Regions from separate parts of the Mus musculus genome. Here region 2 is linked to region 1. The links are chromatin contacts, found by Hi-C or POLR2A ChIA-PET in ENCODE. All regions are on one chromosome and are shown on one strand. Each heading gives the region's core, a stretch centred on a gene start or an enhancer-like site at or near the end of the contact. The rest is flanking DNA. Distances are from core to core; before and after follow the strand shown.

What was found. A loop is a pair of places that touch in the nucleus more often than their neighbours do. ChIA-PET counts read pairs that join two places held with the same protein, here RNA polymerase II (POLR2A).
Region 2: a map of left cerebral cortex shows a loop between it and region 1 (5-fold over the local background). The contact joins the promoter of Mir124a-1hg here to the enhancer-like site in region 1. A Hi-C loop is called at or near these places in 5 of 37 maps with a recorded cell type or tissue (all left cerebral cortex). POLR2A ChIA-PET finds 5 or more read pairs at or near these places in 1 of 5 experiments (embryonic stem cell).

The regions. Positions count from the first base shown.
Region 1 is chr14:64,529,149-64,535,282 of GRCm38, forward strand. No RefSeq gene overlaps it. Among named protein-coding and RNA genes, the nearest start is that of Mir124a-1hg, 56 kb to the right of the region's middle. Within about 2 kb of position 2,598, at least 1 of the 3 ENCODE cell types and tissues checked has a DNase peak (open chromatin) inside an H3K27ac peak, as active enhancers do; it is left cerebral cortex, where a contact is called at or near this core.
Region 2 is chr14:64,585,813-64,591,946 of GRCm38, forward strand. Mir124a-1hg (Mir124-1 host gene (non-protein coding)) reads left to right here and starts at 2,303. Exons shown (of 4, transcript NR_040709.1): 1 at 2,303-2,342; 2 at 2,965-3,155; 3 at 4,029-4,147; 4 at 4,461-6,134. It overlaps Mir124a-1 (microRNA 124a-1), which reads left to right and starts at 4,845; the gene lies at 4,845-4,929. It overlaps Mir3078 (microRNA 3078), which reads left to right and starts at 5,373; the gene lies at 5,373-5,459.

The sequences.
Region 1 (6,134 bases), core at 1,348-3,847:
AGCTAGCTGATCACATTTCAACCTCACACAGGAAGCAGAGAGGGGAGAGAGTAGGGCAAGACTACAAAACTTCAAGGCCCACCTTCCAGTGTTGTGCTTCCTCCCCTGATGCTGCAACTTCTGAGGGGTCCCAAACATGTCCATCAACTGGGGACCAAGGGCTTAAATGCAGAAAGCTAAAGGGAGGCATTTCTCATCCAAACAACAGCACAGTGTTGTTAGCAGCGCTGTCTTTTATTCTTAACCAGTTTAAATTTCTTCGAGAAAAGGCCTAGTATAGTTGCTTTCTTTAAGTAGAGCCTTGGGCTGGTGAGATGGCTCAGTGGTAAAGGTACCTGCCACCAAGCCTGATGACCAGAGTTCCGTCGACAGGATCACATGGTAGGAGAGAAGTGCCCCTCCCCCCACCAAAGTTCTCCTCTAGTCTTCGCATGTGCATCATGGCACATGCATACACACCTATGAGAAGTAATATATTATATTACTGCACACATACAAGTAAGTAAATAAATGTAACGATAAAAACATTAAAACACAATGTCAAACCTCTCTGAGACCTAGAATTTTGTGTGCTCTCAATCAGCAAATTCATCATCATCATCTCATACCTATCTAACAATCCATGGCACCTAAATGCCATGCCACAGTGGCAAAAACATGGGATTTGCCATTCAGCTGAGCTGAGGTAGACCCCAGAAGACAGAATGTGTATAGTAGACCTTAGGTTACCTTCTACATGCACTGGGTCATTTGTTCCCAGTAAGCAGACTCAGTGTTGTTCCCATCATGAAAACCAAAATCAGTAAATCCTCCCAAACAGATACCACAACTTTCTCAGACTCAACTTCCCTTCCCTGGAGAGCAGAGGTACCACCTCAGCCACAGCTGGTGGCGGCACACACCTACCCCTATCTGATGGGACCCTTCTCCATCCCAGAGAGCAGGCAGTGTGGCCACAAATCCTTCATGTCCAGGTCAACTTTGAACTGAGCTTCTGTCACGCTGGATTTTGCTTGTGAAACACAAACAGGGTGAGACTTCTCTAGAAATGGCTTCCCTTTGTGAACTTCCGTGAAGCATATTCACACATCGACCGCAGGACATGTGTAGTGGGGTGTCAAAAGGACTCCCTGATGAAGCTTAGCTTCAGCACAGACCCTTCCAAGGTCTATCTTTCTGACGTCTTGTTAACAAGCCTCCAAGAAACAACGTGAGCCTTCCCAATCCTGCCCTTCACTCATTCCCTCAGTCCCATTGTTTCTTACCCTTGGTTTGAAGGAAGCCCAGTGTCCTAGGTCCTACTACGCCTTGAGAACCAACAGAATCACATTAGTACGACCAAACTTCAAGACTAGACTAAGGCTGTGCCTCACAGCTCACAGCCTGCTCAGTAGTGTCTTTTATTTGGGACAATACTCCTTTTCAAACCTCTTAATGGCAGATTTCTGCTGCCTTCCCTTTCAGTGACTTTTGCTGTGATGAAATACCCAAGCAAAGCAAGCCATGGGAGCAGAGCCACGTTGGAGCCTACAGCCCAGAGACTGCAGTCACCTTGGGCAAAGCATCCTAGCAGCAAGAACTGTTGAGGACCTAACCCTGCTCTTTGCAGATAAGCGGCAGAAAAGGAATTTGCAGAACAGGGGAACAGGAAATAGTGGAGAAACCCAGGAAGGGTCCAGGGCAAGACACAGCCCCAAGTATAAGCCACATCTCCTCAAGTTTCTACCACTTCCCAAAGTAGCATCTGTCACAGGAAGTGTTCAGGATGCACTCAAAACGCAAGCCTGTGGGGAGATTTTATAACCGCAACATGTTTTATTATTATTATTATTATTATTATTATTATTATTATTGTACATCTTTGTAAAGTGCAATGTGATACTTCAGTATACAAATACAATGTGTAGCAAAATTCAGATCAAGGTTATCCGAATATCCCTTCCCCTCAGACACTTATCACTTCTTTGTGTTGAACCCACTCAAAATCCTCTCCACTGGCTACTTTGAAACATTCACTGAATTGTTAACATAGTTACCCTGCTGTGCTATAGAACACCAAAACTTATCCCTCCTGCCCAATTGTCTCTTCTTCCTCCCCCCTAGCCGTCCTCTTTCCCAGCCCCTCAGAGCTGCAATTCTATTCTATCCTTCTGTGAAATCACCTTAAAGAGTCTATATCTAAGTGAGAACATGTGGGGTTTTTGTCTTTCCGAGCCTGGCTCATTCACTTAACACAATGCCTCCAGAAATCTGAGCCACAGATTTCTTTAAGTGAAATCTCACCCAAAAGTCCGAAAACAGCTTTTAAAAATAGAGCCTTTTTTCGTTTCTCAGACCTCTAAAAATATTTTAAATGAGAACTTAGAACTGGTTGGATAGTACTGAGTGCCCACGAGCCTCATCCAGACTCTGTTTGATCCTTCACTGAAGGGTGAGGTCTTAACACTGGGCTGAGAGAGCCTAAGGCTTGGTGAGCACAGTTTAAAAAAACGGCTACTCATTAAAGATATTGGAAAGCTAGGGGCAAGAATAGCAATGAGGGGCTTCTGTAACTGCTCAGATCAGATAAGAGACAGGAAGACCTGAGCCAGCCTTACACATGCTTTGAGACTCAAACTCACTAGGACAGATTGGGTGTGGGAGTCACAAGAGAGGACAAAGATACCTCTGATGTTTTCCAAGCTTGTATGATGAAGAAAATTAAGTTGCCACCCATAGAACGGGCTCTCAGGAAGACAAGAAACTTATCTACCCCAGTTCAGGGCATGCTGTGCATTTTGTTTGCTCTAGTTTAGCTAATCTCTCTTTAAAGCATCCTAAGTGTGTGTCTATCCTGGATAGGAGGTCGCTTCCCAGAAGGAAACCAGGACCAAACAATGGCCCTATCATTCCTCATGAGTGAACAGCCAGGAGACACAAAATACAAAAATACATGCCAACTTGCAAGGGAGTGAGACTCTAGGCCACGAGGTCTACCTTCCCCATAGTCATAGGCAAATGGTCAAGTTCATTCTTCCAAATGAAAAGGATTTCTCTCTGCAGGCTAAGCAGTTCCCTAGACATGGACTGGCAGCATCAGCACCAGGCTGAGTGCTGTCAGATCAGATAGTTAGCAGATGTTGAGTGAGGGCCTACTACATCGGGGTAAGCCTAGAGAAGTGAAATCACTGGCTCCCCTTAGCATTCAGCCATCCGAAGCACTTAGATGGGGTGATACAGGCACCGTGTGTTCTACTGAGTGGGTCCATTTGTTTATCTCTGAGTGGCTCACAGTCAGTGACTTCAGGCAGCTATGACCAGGGACTCTGTGCTCCATGACCCAAGCTGGATACACTTGGCTGCCACCGTTCCAAAGCTGCTCCAGGAAGTTCTTCTGGTGCCAATCTTCTTTCTCCCTCTGTTTGTCACTGGATCACCAGGGAAGGCAGATGGTGCCCTGCAAACACATCTATAAACCAGGCAAATGTGACTTGTGTTGATAATGGAAAGCCAACATCGGGCACAGCATCACCAGGGACCGCTCAGTGGATGGGAGTGGAAAGGAAAACAAACTTCTGCTCACCCCAGAAGAAACACCTTCGGTGACTAAATGCAGTAAGCAGATTCTGTGCACCGAGGTCTGAAGCTCCCATCCGCCGCCATCAGCTGTACCCTAGTTTCCTCCTCTCTCCAAGGGGAATACAATGAGTCCCTCCTAAGCTGAGTACAAGTGTAAAGAAAGAGGTGCATGGGAGTATCAATGCATCCCCGATAAGTATGGCAGACTTTAGATCCCGTTCCACCAAGGAGTAGACTACCAGGGCTTAAGAGGCTCCTTATCACATGATTCTTCACCTAGAATTTCAACTCCCTGGTCAGTTATAATGGGGCTCAGTATGGGTTTGGGAATTTCTGTTGACACAGGGTCTCACTCTCTAGCCCTGGATGACCTATAATTCACCATGTAGACCAGGCTGGCCCCCAACTCCAGAGATCCACCTGCCTCTGCTCTAGGTGCTGAGATTAAAGGACCATGTCCCCACACAGTCCTGGACAAGACTATTGTGCTTATTTACTCTAAAGTCACTTTTATGTCTCAGATGGCAGTAGAGAGCCTTGCATCTCCATCATTCAGTCTCCCTACCAGAGTTCACAGGGCACCTCTACATCGAAAATATCATTCTCCATGGTGAGGAATTCTAACCCACATCCACTGTAGCCAGGCTCCCAGAGACCCCGGGAGAGGGACACTGACCAGGCCCTATACACTCATGGACCCAGAGTTTCTTTTTCTCTGCCTCTGGGATTATCTAAGGGATTGGAAGATTTTTAAACCACTCCAAGCCGCTTGACTGCGCATGACGCCAGGCCTGCTGCAAAAAACAGACCCTGCCAAGCAGGGTGCTGCTTACCAAAACAAGATCTTTTTAATCTTTTTCTTTCCATTTCCACTTTATTTCCTAACCAAGAAGTGCACAATCCCAAGAGGAAAAATCAGCTCTCCCTTCTCTCTCCATCTCTCTCTGTTTGTCTCCAACCCTCCCCTGAGCATCTCCCTCAGCCTCCTTCTTGCCCTCCCATCTCTCTCTCCTCTTTCCCCACCCCCTCTAGCTTTTATCATTTTAAGCTGCGCGCATGCCATTCTTCAGGGGATTAAAGTCAAATTTAGTCTTCTGCAATTGTTATTACCTACCCCTTGGCTTATGAGATGCATTTGCCTGCATTTGTAATGCATCAATAACTTCCACTCTCCTCCACTGGAAAACAATGCATTATATTAAATAGCCTGTGTCTAGCCTTGTATTGAAACAGACGATAAATTAGGACTTCCAGCTCTTGGTTTTTTACTGATTCCTAAACCTGCCAGTTACATGCCTGTCCGCCCCGCTGAACATTCTCTCTGAAGCTGAGAATGCACAAAGCCCTTGTTCACCGGGCCTCCTGTCTCCATCACTCCTGCCGGCTGTCTGTTTCACACCACCAAGCAGATTGTAATTGGCAGGATGAGGTGCAGAAATAGGCAATGGTTTGAATATGCGGTTTTCAGCACACACAATCTCTCTCTCTCTCTCTCTCTCTCTCTCTCTCTCTCTCTCTCTCTCTCTCTCTCTCTCTCCCTTCCTCCCTCCTTCCCTCCCCCTTTTTAAAACACACACACACACAGAGTCTGTCTTACAATATTTTACAGACTTAGGAACTTGGCATGTGAAGATTCTGATGAGAATCGCCTGAGTACTGCAGCCCTCGGGTTAGAAGCTGAGAAAGGGAACAGTACAATCAACTGCCAATGCCAGCCTCGTCCACAGCAGGGCCTTCTGGGTCCTGGATAGGTGGTGTGGCTTTGGAAATATGCCCTAATGAGAATGGGTACTGAGACCTGAGATCTGCAAAGTGTTCCCAAGGGTCAACACTGTCCTGTCAGGATGTGTGTGCCGTCAGTCCTAGAGTGAGTTAGCAGAACCCTGGAAGGAGGAATCCAGCTCACAGAATATTGTCAGGGAAATGGAAACTCCACCATCAATCTGGCTGTCCAGTCATTTTATTGACTGTTTTAGAGACAAAGTCACACGGGTTCCAGGCTGTTCTCAAACTCGCTATGTTGCTAAGAATGACCTTCAACTTATGATCCTCCTGCTTTTACCTCCTGAGTGCTGGGATTACAAAGCCTGGCTTATGCAGTGTTGGGGATCAAACCCAAGACTGAGCAGGCTGTGCTATGCAAGCATTCTGAGCCACTCCCCCAGTTCAGCACTCCTCGGTTGCTGGATCACCCAGCAGGACTTCTCACTCTTGGTCTTCTTGGCATTTTAGCCAGGTATCTCCTTGCTGTGAAAGCATTCTGTACATTTGTAGGCTATTCCCCAGCAGCCCTGGCCTCTGCCATCTATGCCAGTAGCATCTCCCTCAAGTCGTGAGAATCAAAACTATCCCCAGGGGGCTGGAGAGATGGTTCAGCAATTAAGAGCACTTTCTGGTCTTCCAGAAGACCCAGGTTCATTCCCAGTACCCACATCAGGCACCTCACAACCATTTATAACTCCAGCTCTAGGGGATCTGATGCTTCTGGCCTCCATAGGCACCTGCACTCATCTGCCAGTATCCACATAGTGTTATATAATTAAAATATAGTTAAAAAAATAATTAAAAAAAAAACT
Region 2 (6,134 bases), core at 1,053-3,552, 56 kb after region 1:
GCATCAGCTGCCGTATCTACCCCCCACTCCCTTTCTCTTTTTCTTTTTTAACCCTGGGCTCATCATTTAAGGCGTTCCCACTCGGGCCTGCGGAGCCTGTTACAAAACCAGGTCTCCGCTCCCCCACTCCACCCCCACCCCGGCGCGCGCGCCCCACGCAGCAAGACGAGAGAGCCAGCGTCCCGCAATGCCGCAACGGCGCAGGAGAATTGCATTAAAAACGTTCTTAAGCTAAACAAAACCCTAGGCCTATCTGACAGTCTAGCACAGGAAAGTATCCTCCATGTCCCATTGCTCTTCAGTCAAAACCGACTAGACCTCAAGTCACAGCCCCACCCTTTCCTGGTGCAGGGGTTCGAAACTGTCTGCCGAGGAATGCTTTATAGACAGAACATTAGAATAGTCCTAAAGCTAAAAACCTTGATCAAAATGGTGGTAAGTAAGACCAAGTCACCGCAGAGAGAGACCAGCGATTTAGTGGGGACTATTATGAAAGTGGTCAGTGCTCCCAGAAAGATTGCCTAGCGAGGGGCCTTTGCCAACTAGTTACATTTTTTTAATTAAAATCCGTCACAAGGATGTTTTCTAGTTCTTACCCACCCCTCCTAAGATTCTCAATTCTAGAAATTTACAAAAACAGCTTATTTCCTAAGCTTCTAGCCACACAGTGTTGAAGCAAAAAACAGCACATGGGGGAGGTTTTGTTACAGCCGTTCTTCTGTTGGGGTCCTTACCTAACAATTGACAGAAACAGAAATGGCCTTCCATCCAGGGGGCATCCCCGGAGGTCCATCAGGGCTAGGTGGGCGCCGCGGCCACCACCCTCTGCACTGGCCATTGACAGCCACAACATTTAAGACTGCTTTTAGCTTTCCGAGTTTGTTCTCCCCTGTCTAGATGTCTTGAATTCAACATAGCCCAAGAAACAGTTCAGTTTTTTTTGTTTGTTTGTTTATTTGTTTCTTTTAAGTCATCAAAGAAAAGCAGGCGTAGGGAAAGCAGATGGGCCTGCGTGAGCAGGTCGGGGCTGCCTCGCGGCTGCCGCAATAGCCCTTTGGGAAGACAGATTTCTCATCGCAGGCGCGGGGGCTCGAGTGGGGGAAGGTCTTTTTGGTTCGCTCTTATGGGGGACATTCATTCTTGGTCCTTCTTTAAGCCACAGCTAACTCTGCTCTTGGAAAAGAAAAACAGTTACACAGCCACACAAGTACAACAAAAGGCGCCTCCCCGAAGTGGCTCTCCACGTCCGCAGGACGGGTGGCTGGACGTGTAGACGCACTTTTGTGCCTCTGTAATCTCGGACGTCCATCTGGCCCCGGCGGGCGAGGGCGGGCGGGAGGGCGCGGGCAGGGGAGGAGCGCGCGCACGCAACTAGAGGCGCGAGCACGCGCGCCCGCTCTCCTTCACTTTCACCTTGACTGCGGGGGGGGGGGCGTTGGTGGGGGCGACAAGAGACTATGGTCCTCCATCCCCCCACCTTCCGCCATTCGTCTTCCCACCCCCAGCACTGTCCTGCCCAGACGCCAGCCTAGGGAGGGGTGAGGAGGAGGCTGCACTGGCGCTCGGGTCGCCGCACCGCCCCGCAGCCTCGCGCTCTCCGCAGTGACAGCAACCACAACCGCAGCAGCACCCAGCTCCATCCTCACCAGCCTGGCTGAGCTACAGCCCGGCAATTCGGGCTGAGGACGACAAGCAGAAGGTGTGCAAGTGCCCCCGAGCTCCCCACTCCATTGACCGAAGCTCAAGAAACCGGGAGTGGGCTAGCGGCGGTATTGCACGGAGGGGACTGAGAAAAAGAGGACTGGAGACCATGAAGCTATTCAGGCAGGGGTAGGATTGAGCCCCCCGAGTCCACCCAGAGGACTTTGGCAGGGTCTGGGGCGGCCAGGGTGGCTTCAAGGGATCGGAGGGCTCTGACCACTGCAGATGCGGCGCGTGTGGGTGCGGTGAAAGCACCCACTTCTCCCAGGATCTAAACGGATAAACGGAAGCGAGTGTAAGTGTGGGGGTGCGAATCGCCACCTCCGGCCTTGGCTTTCCCGTTCGTGAGAGCACCCCCACTTCTCACTTTCCCCAAATCCGCATTTTTCTTGGCACAACCCTCCCGAACACCGAGCGAGGAGAGGGAGGTGCCCGGGGGCAGTGAGAGTGACGTGTGCTGGTGCAGAGGGGGGGGGGGGGGGCTGCGGGCCGGGCTCTGTGGACCTACTCCTAATCCTCTTGTTTTCGGAACTGTCAGCAGATGTGGCTTCTCTTAGCTGAATAATCCGTTAAAGGAATAATAATTTTTAAAAAGGACCTCGGCCTCACCCAACGAGGACAGTGAAGGAGATCAGCTCTTGGTAAGACTAAAAGAAAAGGCACTAAATTCTCTGCGTCCCTCTCTCTGTCTTCCTCTCAATCCCCTCACCCCCTCCCCCTCTCTTCTCTCCTCACCCCCCCCCCTTTCTCCCCCATCCCCTGCAATCCGCACTCGACGCGAGTTCACGCGCAGGGCTGGATTTCCAAGCTGCACTGCAACTTCTCAGCGCGTTATTATTATTCATCTGAGGGTGCAGCCTCTGCAACCTTCGCCTCCTGCGCTAGCATCCTTCCCCCTCGACCGCGGCCACCAGCAGAGCGGTTTCTTCTGCACGCGTGCTCTGGTTCACCAGAGGAGGATTCTGGCTTTTTGCTTTTTTGTTTTGGTGGTTTGGTTCGGTTTGGGGTTTTTTTTTTTTTTTTTTTTTTTTTTTTTTTGGTTTTGTGTCTTAATTCTTTCAGGGTCATCGCCAGGATGCTTTTCCTCCGGCCAGGTGGAGCCAGCATCAGCGCCTGCCAGCAGCAATTCCCTTCAATAGCCGAGGAAGCACTTGGGGCTTGGCCAGGGAGGCCGCTCCTTGCTTGCGGGGCTGACTTTAGCCTCCACTACTCTCCCGCATCCATCTGCGTGTATATTATCCCCATCCCTTTTTATTCCAATAGATCCGCCTTTGGTTTGGACTGGCTGAAACGCGGCGGACTGCAACCAGGATCCTTTAAAGGAGAACAAAAAGATGAGGATATTGTGCGGGGGTTCCGGGACAAAGCGTCTTGGGACGCGCGGAACTCTGGCTCCCCGATTGGAGAGATCAACGCTGCCCAACAGTACCCGGCCGGACCTGCGGACCTCTGAGGTTATTCGGACTCAATTTTATTGATTTTTGTGGCATGCTTTAAAAGGGTCAGTGTTAGGTAAAGACTGTGTCCCCCAACCCTGTGGGGTGGGTGGGAAGCTGAACGGAACCGATCCAGTTAGATTTAACTTGTCCTCTATGCCCTCTACCTGGCTTTTTTGAGCCATTGGGAAGGAGAATGGGGAAGGCTTAGAAAAGAGAAAGGGGGGGGGGGGACGACTGCCTGAAAGGATAAGGCACTAGTAGGGAGTGGGATGGACCAGGTGAGGGAGGTCTGTGGGTTAGGAAGCACCTTCCTCACTCTGGTGCACTGGGTGGGTTTGTTCAGGGAATGGCAACGTGGGTGTCTGTTGAAAGCAGTCTTGTGAAATTGACATGTACATGCATAAGGTGACTGGACTTGTGTGTAAACAGAGTGATGGAGAGCAGAGAGGGAGGGGTCTTAAAATAATATTTTATTGTCCCTATGGATTTGGGGATCTCTCCCCCACCCCACCCAGCTACATTCTATAGGGGTGACCTTTTAAAATCTACACCCACCCTTTACCTCTGTAAAACCGGTTGACGGGTGGGGTGGGGGAACATGTAGGGGTGCGCGCTCTCTCTCTCTCTCTTTTCCCCCTCCCCCCTCCCAGTCTCCCTCCTCCCTCTGTCTCCCCCTCCCTCTCCCTTCACTCCTCCCTCTCTCGCTCTCCCTTCGCTCCCCCTCCTTCTCTGTCCCTCCCTGCTGCATTTTGCATGAGCTATCTAGGTCATTAGCATTTTAGCGTATGCAAGACTTGACAAGGCTGATGAGGGGCCAGATGGGCCTCGCTCTTATTTATTTATTTTTTTTTTCTTTTCCTTTTTCCCATCCACCACTTGGGACCTAAGCGAGAGGACCGCAGCAGGAGAGTTCCGGAAGGCTGATTCCCACAGATCCTGGTAAGGGACCGCAGCAGCTCTGCCCTGCGGCACGCCCGGCCAGGCTACACCCGGACCCTACACTCAAGGTAAAGGCGGCGGTCACAAGCCCTGCCCAGGCAGCAGTAGCTGGGCCCCTGCTTCCCATCCCTTTCCTCTCCGTCATCTCCCTCCTCCTGGCCCCCCTCAGTTTCCTAGGCGAAGCTGAGAGCGAACTGGGTGGGTAGGATTCGCTGCGGTGGGGCGAGGTGGGGTTGATGTTTTTTCATTGTCTGGAACTGCAGGGGAGGCGAAGCGCGAGGAGAGGAGTGAGGGAGTCGGGGTAATTAACACGGGGGAGGCACCCCTCCGTCTCCCACTTCCACCCACATCCCGAACCCTCCACCCCCCTCCCCTTTGCAGGAAAAAGCTTGGAAACGAAAGGATGCGGGAGAACAAAGAGCCTACGGAGGACGTGGCTGTTATCTCATTGTCTGTGACTGGGGGAGCTGCGGTAGGAAGGATGCGGTGGTCCTTAGCTCATCGCGTTCCCCAACCCCACACCCTCCCTGCTGTCAGTGCGCACGCACACGCACGCGTCGCCAGCTTTTTCTTTCTCATCTCTCATTTTTTTCATCTCATCTTCTCCCCATCCCCTCCCTTTCTTTCCACCTTTCCTTCCTTTCTTCCTCCCTTCCTTTCTCCCATCCTCCCTCTCTTCCATCCTTCCTTCCTTTCCATCCTTCCTTCTTTCTTTCCTTCCTTCCTTCTTTCTTTCCTTCCTTCCTTCTTCCTTCCTCAGGAGAAAGGCCTCTCTCTCCGTGTTCACAGCGGACCTTGATTTAAATGTCCATACAATTAAGGCACGCGGTGAATGCCAAGAATGGGGCTGTCTGAGCACCTTGGGTCCACGAGGGCCTGCCACGGAAGGATCGACCCAGCACAACGCCCTGGGCAGATCTCAGCGCTGCAGCTGCAGGCGCCCACAGTACGGGTAGCAGGCTTCTGAGTGCCTCGCAAAGTAGCCCTTAGGGTGGGGAGGTGTGCAGCTACCGACAGAGAGGGGTTTGTGCAGATGCAAATAGAATCTAGGAAGCAAACAACTCATTCTGTGACAGAAACACGGATCTATGCAAGCGGGGGGGTGGTGGTGGTGGTGGCGGCGGCGGCGGCGGCGGCAGAAAATAGCCTGGGGACGGCTGGAGAGTAAAATGTGCCCCTCAGCTCTGGGACCCTGCCCATTGTAGAAGGCCGACACCTTCATCCCTACCTGTCTTAGTTCCGGATTTCAATTTATTACCCTTAAACAAATAATAATAACCAAGTACCCATGCGACTGGCAGACTGCCCCAAAGCCTAGACTGCAGCTACCTTGTATTGTGCTTGGGGTTGCTGGGGTAGTCTTTAGGGGAAGCTGTTTGTCACCCGTTGGTGGAGAGCTGTGGGCATTTGACAAGCTTAAACAGATCTCTGGAGTGAGCGAAGGCGATCGGCAAATTTGTTCATGGACAGCGCACAGACTCCATCAAAACTGACAGCTAGCCCACTGCTCTAAAGCAGGGCCTCCCAGCCTCCTTGGGGCTGTGGCTGAAGTTTCAGGCAGAAATCCAGAAGCTACAGGAAAAGGAGGCGCAGCCCACCCCCAGCCCCCAGAGTGTGGGCCTCTCCCCATCGCTCTTAAAACCCCAAGACAGAAGGAAAATCAGCATGAGTAAGGTGGAGGCCTAAGGAAAGTCTGTTTTGAAGCAGGCTGTCCAGGAACAGAAAGGGTTAATCCTCCCTCATCCTGAAGCACCTGCTTCCCAAATCAGCCCCCAACAGCAGCAGCTGGTCCTGGAGGCCCCCGACACAGTTCCATCCCGTCTCCATCTCAGTGTTCCGCCAACCTGCAGTGGATGGATGATGGCCTGGTGGCCGACCTAAACTCATTAATTTTCAGGTGGAGTAAATGGAGGAGGGGCAGGACCCAGCAGCAGAGGGAGGGAAAGGAGGCCAAGAGCTGGCCTCCTCCCCCCCCCCACAACCCACCCCCAGGAAGCAGGCTGTAGCCCTCCCCCCTGCTGTCATGCCAGAGGCCTGCCTTTGCAAGGCCAAGCC